Linked DNA regions of Homo sapiens: regions 1, 2 and 3 are each linked to region 4. Evidence: read pairs that join two places in POLR2A ChIA-PET (ENCODE). Cell type or tissue: OCI-LY7. All regions are shown on one strand. Each heading gives the region's core, and the rest is flanking DNA. Links, peaks and the distances in the headings are about the cores only. Region 1 overlaps MCC (MCC regulator of Wnt signaling pathway). Region 2 overlaps MCC (MCC regulator of Wnt signaling pathway). Region 3 overlaps MCC (MCC regulator of Wnt signaling pathway). Region 4 overlaps YTHDC2 (YTH N6-methyladenosine RNA binding protein C2).

Region 1 (4,000 bases), core at 1-4,000, 59 kb after region 4:
GTGAGATACCATCTCACACCAGTTAGAATGGCGATCATTAAAAAGTCAGGAAACAACAGGTGCTGGAGAGGATGTGGAGAAATAGGAACACTTTTACACTGTTGGTGGGACTGTAAACTCGTTCAACCATTGTGGAAGTCAGTGTGGCGATTCCTCAGGGATCTAGAACTAGAAATACCATTTGACCCAGCCATTCCATTACTGGGTATATACCCAAAGGATTATAAATCATGCTGCTATAAAGACACATGCACACGTATGTTTATAGCAGCACTATTCACAATAGCAAAGACTTGGAACCAACCTAAATGTCCAACAATGATAGACTGGATTAAGAAAATGTGGCACATATACACCATGGAATACTATGCAGCCATAAAAAATGATGAGTTTGTGTCCTTTGTAGGGACATGGATGAAACTGGAAACCATCATTCTCAGCAAACTATGGCAAGGACAAAAAACCAAACACCACATGTTCTCACTCATAGGTGGGAATTGAACAATGAGAACACATGGACACAGGAAGGGGAACATCACACATCGGGAAGTGTTGTGGGGTGGGGGGAGGGGGGAGGGATAGCATTAGGAGATATACCTAATGCTAAATGACGAGTTGGTGGGTGCAGCACACCAGCATGGCACATGTATACATATGTAACAAACCTGCACGTTGTGCACATGTACCCTAAAACTTAAAGTATAATAATAATAAAATTAAAAAAAAAAAAGAATGGCTACTCAACTTCACCTACCCTCCTAGATCTCAGCCTCTTTCTTTGCTTCCAGCCAGATTGACTCTAGCTATGGCTCACACTGTTCCCTATAGTCCCATCTACCCAGGAGGCTGAGGCAGGGGAATCGCTTGAACCCTAGAGGCAGAGGTTGCAGTGAGCCGAGATCGCGCCACCGCACTCCAGCCTGAGCGATGGAACGAGACTCCATCTAAAAAAAAAAAAAATGTGGGTTAATGTATTCCTAATTGCTTTTCAGAGTTTAACATCAGCAGTCTATAAGAGTGCCCATTTTCTTATCTATTCAGTAACATTAACTATTATAACCTTTCTAAATCTCCATCATCTAACATCTGAATATGGTATAACATTATTTAACTTTACAATTCTTTGAATCCTAGTGAGTTTGGACATCTTTTTCATTTATTTATTGACTATCTGTATTTCTAATTTGTGAATTTTCTTTTTGCTCACTTTCTTCTGTTAGGAATTTGTATTTTTCTTTTGATTTCTAAGAGGTCTTCGTATATTAGAGATCCTAATCTTTTGTCAGGTTGCAAATATTTTCCTAAAATGTTCGTCTTGTTTTAAATTTTGTAATACCTTTTGCAAAATATAAGCTTTATATGGTTATGCAGCCAAATCTATCACTGTCAATCTTTTTCTTCACTTTTTCCTTTTGCGTATGTTAAAACTCTCTCTACTGAGCTCAGTAGATAAATATTGACATTATTTTCTTATAAGTATTTTATGGGTTTATTTTGGAGTTAAATATCTAATGCCTCAGGAATTTTTGTGTATATGAATTTTTAGCACATGATAGAAAACATAATTTTCCCCCAAATGGTTAACCATTTTTCCTACTTCCATGTGATGAATCTCTACTGACTTGAAAATACATAATTTAATGTGTGTACAACTTTGAAAAACATATATTTGCATCTCATTATGGATCTTTTTTTTTTTTCTTGATCTACCTGTTCTTAGCTCAATACTGTTGCTTTATAACATGGTTTAATATTTTATGTGGCCTCCCTTCCTCATTGTCTCCCTCCGCCCCACAAAAAAAAAAATCTTGGCTATTTTCAGGCATATTTTTCCTCCCAAAAGGACTTTAAAATTCCATTGAATTTTAATTGGAAATAGGATACGTTTCTAAATTGATGTAAAGAGAATTGATATCTCTGCAAGCCAATTTTTTGTTAAGAGGGATTATATGTCTCTACATTTATTCAAGTCTTTTTTATGTCAGTCAGTGAAGTTTTCCTAATACAATCAACTTATGCTTTATTTTTCATTTTATTTTGTTTCTCTAATTTTCCCCCTACATTTTATTGCTGCCATGAGTGGAGCTTTTTTAGCCTTTTTTTTTTCTTGTTGCTATTTGATAGTATATATTAAAGTTATTTAATTTATTCAAATATTTTATTCAACATACATTTATTGAGTGCATACTATGTACTAGTGACTCTTCTAAGCATTGAGAATATAGCAGTGAACAAAATAGCCAACCTTAAGAAACTTACATGGGACAGGAGGTGAGATAAATAAACAAAAACAAAGCATGATATGTTAGAGAGTAAGAAATACCAAATAAAGGCAGGGAAGGGAATAGTGAAGGGAGTTCAGGGGTGAGAGGCTAATTTTAATATTAAATGAAGTAGTTAGGAGAGACCTTGATGAGAGAATAATTTTGGGGGCAAAGACCTGAGGGCTAGGGAGCAGCCATTTATTTCTGTGAAGGAAGAAAGTTCCTGATTAAAGGAACAGCAAAGGCAAAAGCCATGAGGTGGAAGCTGGTGCATTCAAAGAATAAGCAGGCCAGTGTGGCTGGAGTGAGAAAAGAAGAGTAGTAGAAGAGAAGTAGTGAGGGGGCAGATTTTATGGCCTTGCAGATTATTGTGAGGACTTTGGCTTTTAGTCTAATTGAGTTTCCTGCTTGATTCTGTTTGATTGCCTATATTTACTGTCTCCATTTTCTTGCTTCTCATAAACTCCTCAACCCACTGAGTTCTGGCATTTGTCACTTCATGGTGCCCTATTGTCACTTCATTGAATCAATGCTAAGGTCACTAGTGACCTTGTCAGTAAATAAAAAGGGTGTTTTCCCCTTGCCTGTATCACCTTTCAGCCATTGACTGTGTTGCCCATTGCCTGCCTCTGGACGCATCCCCTTTTCCTGGCTGCCAAGACCCCACAGTCTTCTTGCTGTTCTCCCACCTCTTTGGCTCATTCCTTTCTATCTCCTTTGCAGGCTTATCCTCCTCTACCTAGCTATTGAGTGTTAGAATATTTTAAGGCATCAATTTTTGCTCACTTCTCTTTTAACCTCAGACATTCTCTCTAGGTATTTACGTTTCGTCTCTTATTTACGTTTCAGCTTCAGTTCTCTTTGTATGTGACAGTGACTCCCTTAGTAAATGTCCAGCTCGGTCCTCTTTTCTGCATCTCAGACTTGCATAACTAATTGACCCAACTGCCTATAAATCATCTCCTGCCAGGTATTTGTAAGGCATTTTAAACTCCACAAGTCCAACAATGGATTCAGGATTCTTCCCACAAAACTAATCTTCCAGGCTTGCTCTCTCAGTGAATGTGACCATGTACACCCACTTACGGGAAGCCAGAACAAACTTGGAAAGATCCTTGAGCTCTCCTTTTCCATGAACTCCCATGTTGATTTCATCACCAAGTCCTATTATTTTACCTTTTAAATCTCTCTCAAATCTGTCTACTTCTTTCCATCTCCCTTATGATTACCCTAATTGTCTCACTTGGAGCACTTCAAATATTCCTAACTGGCCTTCCCATCTCTCCTTTGGCCTCCCTCCAATGCAGTCCTCCACACTGTACCTAGAGAGATCTTTTTGAAGTGCTAATCTGCTCACCTTGCCCCTGCTTACAACCCTTCAAGTGAGTCATAATTCTTAACCATGCAGGGCCAAAAAGGCTTCCTCTCCTACCTCATCTTGCCCTCTCTCCTCTAGGCTCTCTGTACATCAACCACTCTCTTCTTTTCTGAATTTCAGTTTCTCCAGTGTGTTCTGCTCTCACTCCCTATCTAGCTCCTGTGCACTGGATACATCCAGCTGTTCTCAAACTGTAAACTCAGCTCAGGGGACACTTTTTCAGCCTTCCCTGGCCCTCTCATCTTTCTTTTATTATTATCTTCTTTCTTTTAATATTATCTTCTAAGTATTTCTTGTGTTACTTATCTCCATTTGTAATGATATGTTCATTCGTGGGAATTGTTGGTTAATATCTTTT
Region 2 (4,000 bases), core at 1-4,000, 160 kb after region 4:
AGACTGCTATAGATGCTGCAGACACGTTTGAAAAGAAAAGATTATGAACAGATTTCTGTCAATATTTGCAAAATTTTAGATAAAATAGATGAATTTCCAGAAAAACATAATTTACTAAAACTGATTCATTAAGGAGTATAAAGTCTGAATGGTTCCATAACTATGAGTGAAATTAAAGCAGTAATTTAAAAAATCTTTCCACAAAGAAAATTCCAGGCCCAGACAGCTTCACTGGTGACGTCTACCTAACATTCAAAAACAGACAGACTCACACATAACCTAAGATGGAAACATAACAAGGACAATGTTAGGAATAAAAATTATGGGCTAATTTTACTTTGGAAAAGAGATGCAAAAATCCTAAACAAAATACTAGCAAACCAAAATCAGTAATATATAAACAAGATTTAGAGTATATAGAGTTTGTCTCTGGAATGCAAACTTGGTTTAACATTAGAAAATCAATGTAATCCACCACATTAAGAAAACTTAAGTGAAAAATGTCAACTTTTCATGAATAAAGGATAATATTTTGTTTTTTGTGAAGAAGCTGGAATCGAAATCATTTTTTTTTTTATTCCCCTTGGTGTATTTTTTCCCCTGGCATTTTCCATTTTGATTAGGCTGATTTTCAGCCAAGAGGTATGACAATGTCATTGGCATGCCATACGAGAGGTTGTATGTGATGCTTTTCATGGCAGGGAGCAGGCTCAGATTAGCATCATCCCCATTCACAGTCTCCCATTTATGACACTTAAAAATTAGTGACTAGCAAGGGCTTACTGAATACATGGCTTCCATTAATATGCCTTGTAAGAGAAAGATAAATTGATCCAAAATGCAATCTCTGCCTTCTAACCAAGAGAGACAAATCTTAAAGAAAAAAATCTTAAACTCATATGGACCATGGATGTTACCCCTACTCCCCAGCCCGCTTCAGGGGCTAAAGGACCAAACATTCTATTTATCTTCTATGAAGTGAAAGTCAATTTATTTGCTTTAATACCTCTTCATTTTAATGCTCCTTCCCCAAACTCTCCTTTGAATTCTTCAGCCCTGAATCAACCTTCTTGCTTATCTCCTTCAATATACATAGTTTAGACAAACCAAGATAATGAGCTGCCAAATATTATTTTTAATTGTTTTTTTTAAAAGGTTAAAGAGGCTTGCCTCAGCTGTGCTTTCTTAACCAGATTATTAACTGCCCAAGGGCAGACACTTTGCCTTTTATATTAAACTTGATGAAGAACAGAACAACAGAAGCTAGAGCTGGAGGAGAATTTTAAAGTCTGTTTATTGCAGCTGCTCCTTGGGTTAGTTGTCTCTAAAATATCTCCCATTAAGTGTTCTCAGGCCTGTGCTTAAAGACATCAAGGATTGCTGAACTCACTTGGGCACAGTGGGACATTAGAAATATCCACTAATGGTGATGGTGTTGATAAGCATGCTTCGGTAAGAAAAATTTCCTCATTTCTTTCTTTCTTAGCACCTGTCAACAGTCTTGGGGTGGGGGAAGGGGAGAGGGAGTTGCATTTCAAAATATATCTTCCACTATATTCCCAATGTTACATTGAAATTCCGTGCATTGGCCCTAGATAGGATATGTGTAACATATATATGTTCTAAATAAGACACTAATAAGCTCACTTCCTGAAGACAGACAAAGGGCAAAGGAACTACCTGAGAGATAATATTATTTACCGCCCCTTAGTAGACATGTCCTTTGAATTGCTCTTTATTTTTCCTTAGGAGAAGGATAGATAGACTCTATTTATCTGTACATTCCCACCCAGTTCTCCTTGTGACCACAGGCACAGATTTTAAGACAATTGGCCTGTGTTAGTAATGTAATTTGTAGTGGACGATGCTAGGGGCCCTCATGGGGATCAGGTTCCTGAATTTCATACCAAGCATTGACATTAATAAATGACTAAAGACTCATGGTGATTCTGTTGTGGACTAAGCGATTTACTGCTGCTTCTGTTGATGTCAGTATTATCTAGAAATAGTAAATATGCTGTGACAGGGACAGCTGACACCTGGCAGCCAATTTGTTAAAATTATCCCATGCTTCTTGTGGCAATGTGGTAGCTTTAAATTCATAAAGGTAGCTGCTTCTGGTATATTGAAAGGATTATTTTCCTTCTTGACATGGAGGGTAATAAATTAGGCAATGTACTCTAAAGAACCCACATAACTGAAAGATACAGGGCCACTAAACATAGACAATATCATAAGATACTGTTAATACAGGTCTCAGGATCCCCTAAACACTCTGCATTTTCATCTGCCTTTGTTGTGATGAAAGAGCCCAGTGCTCAAATGAAGGATGGAAAAGAAGCTAAAGGTAGAAAACAGAGGGGTGGCCAGAGCACAGATCTAATTAATAAATCATGCCTACTCTGCTTTTAAGTCATTACTGCTGCCAGGAAGTGCAGATTTCCTCATGGTGCTGGCCACAAGTTTTGGGAGGGCCAATGTCCTCTCAAGATTAGAGCTGGCCAAGTAGAATAGGGAAGTTAAGTCTGTCAAACCCAGTAACCAAAGACTGACTTACTAATGGAATATTCCATACTCAGAGAAATGTAACTTTGGCTCTGACATGATTGGCTATTTTCATTTTCTTTACAATAATGCTGGAATAAAACTGTTAGCAGTGGGTGAGTCTATATGGGTCTGCAGCAATGTCAGTTCTTGCCTCCTAAGAAGAAAGAATTTGACCAAAGGGCATAAGGCAGAGTGAGAAATGGAGGCAAGTTTTAGAGCAGGAATGAAAGTTTTTTAGAAAGTTTTTAAAAAATTTTAGGGCAGGAACAAAAGGAAGTAAAGTGCACTTGGAAGAAGGCCAGTGGGCAACTTGAGAGATTCAAGTGTGCAGTTTGACCTCTGACTTTGGGTCTTAAACAATGGCATGCTTCTGTGGTTGCATTACTTCTCCCCTGAGTCTTCCCTTTGGTTGGGCTATCCACATGCTCAGTGGCCTGCTAGCACTTGGGAGGGGCTGCAAGCATAGTGTATTTACTGACGTTGTACACATGCTCACTTCAGGCGTTCTTCCGTTACCAGTAGTGTTCCTAGAAGGTCATATATGAGTTAAGCTCCACCATTTTGCCTTAGTGCACATGGTTGAGCCCACTTGCCCCAACTCCTGAGATCTTATCGGGAAGCTGCTGATCTGCAGTTTCAGGTTTTTTCTGTCTATTGGGAGACTGCCTTTCCCTGGTACTTGCTGTGACCAATTATTATTTTAAAGAGACAGTTTTAACAACTGCCTGACCATCACCTGATGGTCACCGGACATTCCTGGTAGGTGGGGGGCCCTCTTCTGCCCTGCTCATGCCTGACTACCTACTGTAACAAAACTATTGTTTAAAATTTTAGGCACTGGTTGGGTGTCAATTGTTTTGTATTTTTAAATTGGTAATCATAATTGTTACCTTTCAGAAGCTGAGAGTGTACATTTTCCCTATATATTTGCTTTCTATTATCTAAAATGGATTCCAAATAAGTAATTATGAAGTGTGATCAGATAATGGCTAACATTTGTTGATCAGTTTACCATATGCCAGGGATTGTCTTAAATGCTGTACATATTTTAACTTTAATTCTCACAACAACCTCATGAAAGTACACTTTATTATCCCTATTTTAAACATTAAGAAACTGAGGCTAAATAACTTGCTTGATGTCACATAGCTGGTTATGGTGTCTTTAAACCTGATACTAAGCAGCATGACTACAAAACCCCAGTTCTTAACCACTATTCTATGCAAATGAGCAATGTCTATGAAATTAAGCTGAAAGAGAGAAAATGTCCTCTTCTAAAAATGGGAAAAATGTTGTGGCAATTCATAGGCTATTGGTAGGACCAAAGATAATATATGTGAAATGCTTAGTACAGTATCTGGTCCTTAGTGTGGTGGACTTTGAATAGCTGTTAGCTGTCAGAATTGTTACCAACCTTAAGGTAAATTTTAGGTGTTCCAGATGCTTTGGCTTG
Region 3 (4,000 bases), core at 1-4,000, 160 kb after region 4:
GAGTAAGATCCTGTCTCAAAAAATAAGTAAATAAATAAATAATTTTAAAAAGCTGAAATAACTATATTTTTAACCTTCTCCTTTAAACATGCTGAATATCCAGCAAAAGAGTAAAGATGTATGAGTCTAAAATCTAAGTAAATGAGGAAACCTTGCACACCAAGCCACTCTTACTTATTGTCTGAACCTCATAAAAATTACATGACCTTATGGACTCTGGGAACAGAAGACAAATTTCAGCGTCTTCTCAGGTAGGAAATCAAATAAGACAAATCGTTTTTTAAAAAATCTAGAAGCCTAGAGGGCTATATATTCTGGCTTAGGTTGAACAGAAGTATTCTACCCATATATTACCCTCGAAATATTAAAAGGAAAATTGCCTTGGAGGTGATTAAAGCAGTTCTAAAAGAATATCCACAAATAATTCTCCAGAGAATATGGGCAATTCAGTTTCTACAATTACTTAGTATATAAAGAGACTACACACATGAGCAAGAATTAACATAAAAAAAAACCTACTAAGATTTCATTTATTGAAATTATCAAATTCAGAATATAATTACACTTACTGTGTCCAGAAAGAAAATCTAAGCTAGAAAAAAAGAAAACCAAAAAGACAAAGCAGATTCAAAAAAGGAACCAAATGAACATCTAGGAATGAGAAATGTTATAATTGAAATTAAAATCTGATTAAAATTAACTAATTAGAAATGAAGAGAGAATTCGTGAACTGAAAGAGGGGTTTGAGGACATTAGTTTCGAAAGCACAAAAGAAGAAAGAGATGTAAAATATGAAAGAGAGGTGATATGGTTTGGATCTATGTCACCATCAAATCTCATGTTGAATTGTAATCCCAAGTGTTGGAGGTGGGGCCTGGTGGGAAGTGATTAGATCACAGGGTCAAGTTCTCATGAGTGATTTAGCACCATCCCCAACTTGGTACTGTATAGTGAGTGAGTTCTCACAAGATATGGTTGTTTAAAAGCATGTAACACCTCCCTGCTCTCTCTCTTCCTTCTGGATATGAAGTGCTGGCTCCTCCTTTGCCTTCTGCCATGATTCTAAGTTTCCTGAGGCCTCCCCAGAAGCTGAGCAGATGCCAGCATCATGTTTCCTCTACAGCTTGTGGAACCATGAGCCAGTTAAACCTCTTTTCTTTATAAATTACCCAGTCTCAGGTATTTCTTTATAGCAATGCAAGAATGAACTAATACAGAAAATTGGTACCAAGTAGTGGGGTGTTGCTATAAAGATACCTGAAAATGTGGAAGTAGCTTTGGAACTGGGTAATGGGCAGAGGTTGGAAGAGTGTGGAGGGCTTAGAAGAAGATAGGAAGTTAAGAGAAAGTTTGGAACTTCCTAGAGACTTGTTGAATGGTTATGACAGTGCTGACAGTGATGTTGATAATCAAGTCCAGGGTAATAAGGTCTCAGACAGAAATAAAGAACTTTTGGAACTAGAGTAAAGGTCACTTGTGCTACGGTTTAGCAGAGACCCTGGCTGCATTGTGCTTCTGCTCTAGGGATCTGTGGAACTTTGAACTTGAGAGTGATGATTTAGGATATCTGGTAGAAGAAATTTCTAAGCAACAAGGCATTCAAGATGTGGCCTGGTTGCTTCTAACAGCCTATGCTCATATGTGTGAGCAGAAAAGTGACATAAAACTGGAATTTAAAAAGGAAGGAGGGTGTAAAAGTTTGGAAAATTTGCAGCCTGGCCATGTGGTAGAAAAGAAAAGCCTGTTTTCAGGGGAAGAATTCAGTTAGGCCACATAAATTTGTGTAAGTAGAAGAGCCAAGTGCAAATAGCCAAGACAATAGGGAAAAGACCTCAAAGGCATTTCAGAAACCTGCACAGCAGCCCCTCTCATCACAGGTCTGGAGACATAGGAGGGTTTCATGGCCATGCCCAGAGACCTGCCACCCTGTGTGGGCTTGGGACACTGCTCCCTGCATCCAAACTACTCCAGCTCCAGACTTGGCTCAAAGGGCCTCAGATAGAGCTCAGCCCACTGCTCCAGAAGGTGCAAGCCATATGCCTTGGTGGCTTCTACATGGTGTTAAGCCTGCAGGTGTGCAGAATGCAAGAGCTGAAGCATGTGAGCCTCCACCTAGATTTCAAAGGATGTATGGAAAAGCCTGGATGTCCAGGCAGAAGACTGCTGCTGAGGCAGAGCCCTCATGGAGAACCTGTACTAGGACAATATGAAGGGGAAATGTGGGATTGGAGCCCCCACACAAGTCCCCACTGGGGCACTGTCTAGTGGAGCTGGGAGAAGAGGGCCATCATCCTCCAGACCCTGGAATGGTAGAGCCACTGGCAGTTTGCACCCTGTAGTTGGAAAAGCCATCGGCACTTAGTGCCAGCCCATGAAAGTAGCCACAGGGGCTGAACCCTGCAAAGCTGTAGGGGCAGAGCTGCCCAAGGCCTTGGGAGCCCACCACTTGCATTTGTGTACCCTGGATGTGAGAAATTAAGTCAAAGGAGATTATTTTGGAGCTTTAAGATTTAATAACTGCCCTGCTGGGTTTTGGACTTGCATGGGGCCTAGAGTTCCTTTTTTTTTTTTTTCTGGTTTTTTTTTTTTTTTTTTTTTTCTGTTTTTGAGAAAGAGTCTCACTCTGTCACCCAGGCTGGAGTGCAGTGACGCAATCTCAGCTCACTGCAATCTCTGCCTCCCAGGTTCAAGCAGTTCTCCTGCTTCAGCCTCCTGAGTAGCTGGGATTACAGGCACCCACCACCATGCCCAGCTAATTTTTGCATTTTAGTACAGACGAGGTTTCACCATATTGGCCAGGCTGGTCTTGAATTCCTGACCTTGTGATCTGCCTGCCTTGGTCTCCCAAAGTGCTGAGATTACAGGCTTGAGCCACTGTGTCTGGCTATAGTTTCTTTCTTTTGGCCTATTTCTTCGTTTTGGAAGGGGACTATTTACCTAGTGCTTGTACTACCATTGTATCTTGGATGTAACTAACTTGTTTTGATTCTACGGGATTATAGGCATAAGGCCTAGTCTTGTCACAGATGAGATTTTGGACTTTGGACTTTTGAGTTAATGCTGAAATAAGACTTTCGGGGACTATTGGGAAGGCATGATTGTATTTTGCAATGTGAGAAGGACATGAGATTTGGAGGGTCCAGAGGTGGAACGATAGGGTTTGGATCTGTATCCCCACCAAATCTCATGTCAAATTGTAATCCCAAGTGTTGGAGTTGGGGCCTGGTGGGAGATGACTGGATCATGGGGCAGAGTTCTTATGAATGGTCTAGCACCATCCCCCTTTGGTACTATTTAGTGAGTGAGTTCTCATGAGATTTGGTTCAAAGTGTGTAGAACCTCCCCCTTCTCTCTCTTCCTTTTGCTGAGGCTGTGTGAAGTGCTGGCTCCCCCTTTGCCTTCTGCCATAATTGTAAGTTTACTGAGGCCTCCCCAGAAGCCAAGTGGATACTGGCATCATGCTTCCTGTACAGCCGGTGGAACTGTGAGCCAATTAAATTTCTTCTTTATAAATTACCTGCTCCCAGGGTTTTTTTTGTTTGTTTTTTTGTTTTTGTTTTTTGAGACGGAGTCTCGCTCTGTCGCCAGGCTAGAATGCTGTGGCGTGATCTCGGCTCACTGCAACTTCCAACTCCCTGGTTCAAGCAATTCTCCTGCCTCAGCCTCCTGAATAGCTGGGATTACAGGCACGTGCCACCACACCAGCTAATTTTTGTATTTTTAGTAGAGATAGGGTTTTGCCGTGTTGGCCAGGCTGGCCTTGATCTCCTGACCTTGTGATCCGCCCGCCTCTGTCTCCCAAAGTGCTGGGATTACAGGCATGAGCCACTGCACCTGGCCAGGTTTTTTTTTAATAGCAGTGCAAGAATGGACTAACACAAGAGGCTATAGTCAGGAAGTTTTTAACATAACATAAAATTATATTTCCAGAAGCAGAGGAAAGAATGAAGCAGAAGCTCCCTCCCTCCACCCTGGAGTCATCCCATTAGTGTAAAAAAAG
Region 4 (5,321 bases), core at 746-4,745:
TCTCATTGAACATGTTACAAAATTTCAATATCAATTAGAAAGTGAACCTCAGACATATTTCTGGTACATAATGTTTAAAAATTGATAAAAATAAATCATTCAATAACCATTAAAAATAAAACAATCTTGATAATCTAGATGATTTTTAGGCTTGTTATAAATTTCTATCAATAATTTCATGGAAAATTAAATTTTTGTAGTAGGAAATAATGTACATTATACTTATAAGATCTGTCACGTACATTACGAAAACATATTACAAAAAAAAGAAAATATCCCATATATGTTTAATGCTATACATGTAAGATTAAGTGATCAAATAGAATAATTATGTGTTAAATATAAAGGTCCTAATGTTAACAAATTTCCTAATGGCGTATTTTAGCCAACATCCACATTTAACTAAACAGATAGGAATAAAGAAGAGGTATGAAATGTTTTATATTCATGTAGCTCAAAATATGTTTGTGTGCCTATATTTAAAGTGAAAGTTCTTTGATATCTAGGACCACATATTTTCTATATTCTGCTGATCTATTCCAATAGACAATAATAACTATGTAAATTTTATCACTATAGGCAATAAATAGTTTTCTTAATAGGGAAGTGATCTTTCCAAATAGTAAAATTACATCTTTATTTTATAACCCAAATACATTATCTACCTACTTTTGAGCAACTTAATGTACTGAAGACTCTGTCCAATCTCTTACCAGAGCTAAAGCCCCAGTTCAAAATCTCACTTATTAGTGTGTTATGGCAGCATAATATAGGAAAGTCTAGTCCCTGGAGTCAAATACCCGCTCTGCAGTTTATTGGCTGGTTTGGTGTCCTCGAATGAATTATTTAATTCCTCTAAGCCTCAGTTTCTTCACCTGTGAAATAGGGGAAATTCTTACCTTGCAAAGGTTGCTAGGAGGCCCCATATAAAGGGTTTTGTATACTGCCTCATACACAGTTAATGCTCAGTAAATGGTAGCTATTGATATTATTATTAATACTAAAAAAAAAAACTTGGTTCAACTTAATGACATGCTTTAACACTGCACTTTGTTTCAAATTTTTACAACTCTTAATCATTTCTAACAAACTATTCCAATTGAGAAATCTTATTTCATCTTGGTTTTCGAAAATAAATCTAAAATGGAAAAAGAACAGTCATCAAATAATAGGGTAAATGAGGAAGCTCCCCAGAAAATACATACCAGCTTCAACTGCAAACACATTTCCTCTTTCTGTTTTAGGCAGAAGTTCTGTACGCTCTTTATTGGTGACAGGAAATCTTTGAATTAGGCTCCTAACAGCATGTTTTGTATTATGAGTCAAATTACAGGTCATCATTGCATGAGCTGTTTCTGATCCATCTTTCTTCTTCACAGTTAGGTATCTATTTGCTCCCTTTCTGAATATTAATAAAAATCATTTATTTACTATATAAAGTCAACTTGTTCACATATGATGTATGCCCACTTAGAAAATATGTCTCAAGCAAAACACTGAAAAAAATCAAAATGCTTTGGGAGAAGATGCTGAAAGTCCAAAAAAATTCAGTAAAGAAAGATTTGGGCTAAAGTGGCCATAAAACTATTTTCAATTAAAATTTCAAGTGCTGTAAATCCAATTTTAAGTCCACTAAAAAGGCTTACTTACCCTTAAGTGTTAAAGTTTGTCTTTAGCAGACTTCATGGTAGATGAAACATCACCAGTTAATATGATACATGCTGGGAAGCATACAGAGGGGGAAAATCAATCTGAACAATAGAACCTAAAAATGATAATGAAAAAGTTATGGTCTATAGTTCAGACTAATATGTCCCAGTGAATGCTTCCACAGTATGTTGGTAATGAGACACTCCCATGAAAACCTGTTAAGAGAGCCAAGTTTCATGGTTGGACCAAAAAAGCATAAATCAGCATTACTGATAAATAATTTCAGATGCATTTTTAATAAAATATTTTTCAAAGCTTCTGGTTCTACTCTTCAATTATAAGGTAATGATGATTTGTAACTGTTCAAGTTATTTACTGTAGGTATATTGTTTCCTCAACTGGTCCAGGACTGAGCATATCTTTCATGACTTCTGCGGCTCTAAGAGTAGTAGGTATAGTGTTATATACCAGGAATTTCCCAGATGTGTTTTGAATGATTTCATAATACATGCCTATAATGTAGCAGTGTAATACTGATTAAGAGCTCAGGCTCCAAAGGCACACAGACCTCAGCTTGAATCCCACTTCTACCACTTACTAGTTGTGGCACTACAGGTAAACTACTTAATGGCTCTGAGCCCAACACAATAGTAATATATATCTCAAAGGATTATTCATATGATTAAGATAATACATGCAAAGTGCAGTATCTGTTGCAGAGTAGACTCTAAATAAATGAAAACTATTATTATAGTCAGAAACAATACTATTTCTTAAATTTTAAGTTACCCAAAATATTTCATAAAATGTTTTGCCATTTGTTAATGTCACTATTATAGAAATAATCAACAGAGCCATAAATACAATGAAAAATTTATAATTTACAAAGCAAATTTTATAATTTTTCTAATTTTCATTAGATGTAAATTTTATCAACAGTATCTTCACCATAAGAGTGATATCAAACTGGGGATTAACCTATACAGTTTTAGCATATAAGTTTTCTAAGTGAGGCTTCCAATTTATCAAGGTTTTTGATTTCTGGAAACTCCTTATTGAATATTTCAATGAATTTTAAGCTTTCTAGGTTGTTATTTACTCCTTAAAAAGTACTTGGTGGTACTTAAAATGATGCTATAAAGATGAAATAAAATTTAACCTGATCTAGAAGTTTTACTTATTTCCATGATAAATTCAAATTATTGAATTCCATAAATGTTCTCTATAATAGGTTCTTTTCCCACGGACCTTTCTGAAACTAAAGGACAGTCATTATAGACTCAATAATTCATTCCCCTTCTGTGATGTTCATTTCATAAAATTTTAACTACAAAAGGCAGGAAGTGAGCTGAACTGAGCACCAGAGCAAATGGTAGGAGGCTAGTATTCAGCTAGTAATAAACTTTCAAGCAGTTACATGATCAACGGCAAATCATTTTACTTCTCTGACACTGTACAATTGTTAATTTTAAAAACTTCATATTTTTAAGAACTCAAAGATGCTTTAATTTTCTTAAAAATCATCTCAGAAAGGTTTTGCTATATTTCACCTTTAATTGTATTTTATTCATTCACTCAATCATTTATCATCTATTAACTAAACACTGACTTTATGCCAGGCACTGTGGTAGAAGCCAGGAATACAAAATGGAGTAAAATATACCCTTTCTCAACAAGCTCACAACTGAAATAATAAGTTAGATTGAAACCTTCCTAACATAGGTTACCTAATATAGCATTTAGGTATTAAAAAAAACCTCATAATAAGCAGGTGGGACTACTTAGCCATTACCATTTAAAATTTACTGAATTCAGTTTGAGCACATATGGTAGAATGGAAAGATAATATCAACTTGATCATTTTTATGTTTTAGTAAAGGAGTCTACTTGTGCTTTTACTGATTATTCCTACCACAGTCAGCACCACAGTGACACTGATATATCATAAAAGGATTAATGAAATTTTTGGTAAAATATTCACCTCATTGTTGTGAGGATGGAAACATTAAATACAGTAGAAATTTGTCATACTACGTAAACTAACAAATTGAGAACTCCTTATTATGCTTTCATTCCAAGATAACCGAAACTATGGTTTGATGATAAACACAGGAATCTTTTATACAAAGCAAAATTAACTAAAAACTAGCTGCACATGTGGAAAAGATGCTAGCTAAGTGAAATTCACAAGAGTTTTTTAAATAAAAGGTAAACCCCATATGCAATTTTGAAATATAAAAGTAAATGTAATAAAATTACAGTTGAGAGCATCATAACACCTAACTTTCGAAAAATAAAAGTAACCGATGCATTTTGGCATTTCAATGGCTTCTTCCTTTGAAAGAAAAATGATGCTATAAGTAATCAAATTTGACACAATGTTAACATTAATCAATTTACTAATTTAAAAGGATGTTACTAAACATTTAAATCAAATACAAACATATGCTTCAATATTCCCTACTTGTAAATCTAAGAACAGTTTAAAAGATCAGCTGAAGAGCCCAAATCTCAAATGACTGCTTAAAAAGCTCACAGACACCAGGAGTCTCTTAAAAACAAACAACAACCACCACCAAAAAAAAAAAAAACAAAAAACAAAAAAAACAGGCATTCATTTGATGCCTAATAAGTACTTAATTTTATATTCCCTTAATTTATATTTCCATTAGGCAGACAGATGCAAAGATCTAGCTCCAAACCACTTTCTCCCCAATACTGTAATACAGAATTGGAAATGTAGTAAAGTTTGCATCATACTAATTTGTACTTTTTTATGATTACCTAAAAACTAATAAACCAACCAGTTCACTTCATGTTGTCGCCAAACTGAGCACAGCTGCTTTCAAGGTATGGTCACTATGCCTATAGTAAATTTATTTTTCTGGGTTTTTCTTTTTTTTTTTTTTTTTGAGACAGAGTCTTGCTTTTTGCTTTCAAGGCATGGTCACTATGCCTACAGTAAATTTATTTTTCTGGGTTTTTTTTCTTTTTTTTTTTTTGAGACAGAGTCTTGCTTTGCTACCCAGGCTGGAGTGCAGTGGCACGATCTCGGCTCACTGCAACCTCCGCCTCCTGGGTTCAAGCAGTTCTCCTGTCTCAGTCTCCCCAGTAGCTGGGACTACAGCCGCCCGCCACCATGCATGGCTAATTTTTGTATTTTTAGGAGAGATGGGGTTTCACCATATTAGTCAGGCTGGTCTGGAACTCCTGACCTCAGGTGATCCACCCACCTCGGCCTCCCAAAGTGCTGGGATTACCAGCATGAGCCACTGCGCCCAGCCTATTTTTCTGGTCTTAATGAACTATAAGCTAAATTGAAGATGAGATCTATCCAATATTTCTGTTCTAACTCCTCAGAGCACCTACTACACTGCTATGAACTTGATGTGAACATCAAAAAATAATTAGTTAAGTATTAACTGTGTTCAAATCCTGGCTCTGCCACTTGCTAGCTGTGTGATCTCAGGAAAATTACTTAACATCTCTAGGCTTTAATTGCCTCATCTGTTATATAGGTGCCAGGTGTTAAAATAGACTCTGCCTTATAAAACTTGTTATGATCCATGGTAGACTGGATAAATAAAATGTGGTACTACATATACACCATGGAATACTATGCAGCCATACAAAAGAATGAGACCATGTCCTTTGCAGGAACACAGATGGAG

Evidence for each region. Peaks named below come from ENCODE experiments on the same cell type or tissue, not always from the same donor. Only the 100,000 strongest peaks of a DNase experiment are listed, where the experiment ranks them.
Region 1: POLR2A ChIA-PET joins it to region 4 with 5 read pairs; 3 of 35 experiments call an interaction of 5 or more read pairs at or near these places.
Region 2: POLR2A ChIA-PET joins it to region 4 with 5 read pairs; 4 of 35 experiments call an interaction of 5 or more read pairs at or near these places.
Region 3: POLR2A ChIA-PET joins it to region 4 with 5 read pairs; 4 of 35 experiments call an interaction of 5 or more read pairs at or near these places.

What each region holds. Positions count from the first base shown.
Region 1 is chr5:113,462,902-113,466,901 of GRCh38, reverse strand. The region is part of intron 1 of MCC (MCC regulator of Wnt signaling pathway); the gene reads left to right. Among named protein-coding and RNA genes, the nearest start is that of MCC, 24 kb to the left of the region's middle. In OCI-LY7, for the core only: no CTCF peak of the experiment used is centred there; no DNase peak of the experiment used is centred there.
Region 2 is chr5:113,356,771-113,360,770 of GRCh38, reverse strand. All of the region lies in intron 2 of MCC (MCC regulator of Wnt signaling pathway), which reads left to right. Among named protein-coding and RNA genes, the nearest start is that of TSSK1B, 76 kb to the left of the region's middle. In OCI-LY7, for the core only: no CTCF peak of the experiment used is centred there; no DNase peak of the experiment used is centred there.
Region 3 is chr5:113,362,838-113,366,837 of GRCh38, reverse strand. All of the region lies in intron 2 of MCC (MCC regulator of Wnt signaling pathway), which reads left to right. Among named protein-coding and RNA genes, the nearest start is that of TSSK1B, 70 kb to the left of the region's middle. In OCI-LY7, for the core only: no CTCF peak of the experiment used is centred there; no DNase peak of the experiment used is centred there.
Region 4 is chr5:113,521,062-113,526,382 of GRCh38, reverse strand. It overlaps YTHDC2 (YTH N6-methyladenosine RNA binding protein C2), which reads right to left. Exons shown (of 30, transcript NM_022828.5): 3 at 1,206-1,402. Among named protein-coding and RNA genes, the nearest start is that of YTHDC2, 10 kb to the right of the region's middle. In OCI-LY7, for the core only: a CTCF peak has its summit at 1,109; DNase peaks (open chromatin) are centred at 1,252 and 3,012; H3K4me3 peaks cover 3,299 bases; H3K27ac peaks cover 3,595 bases.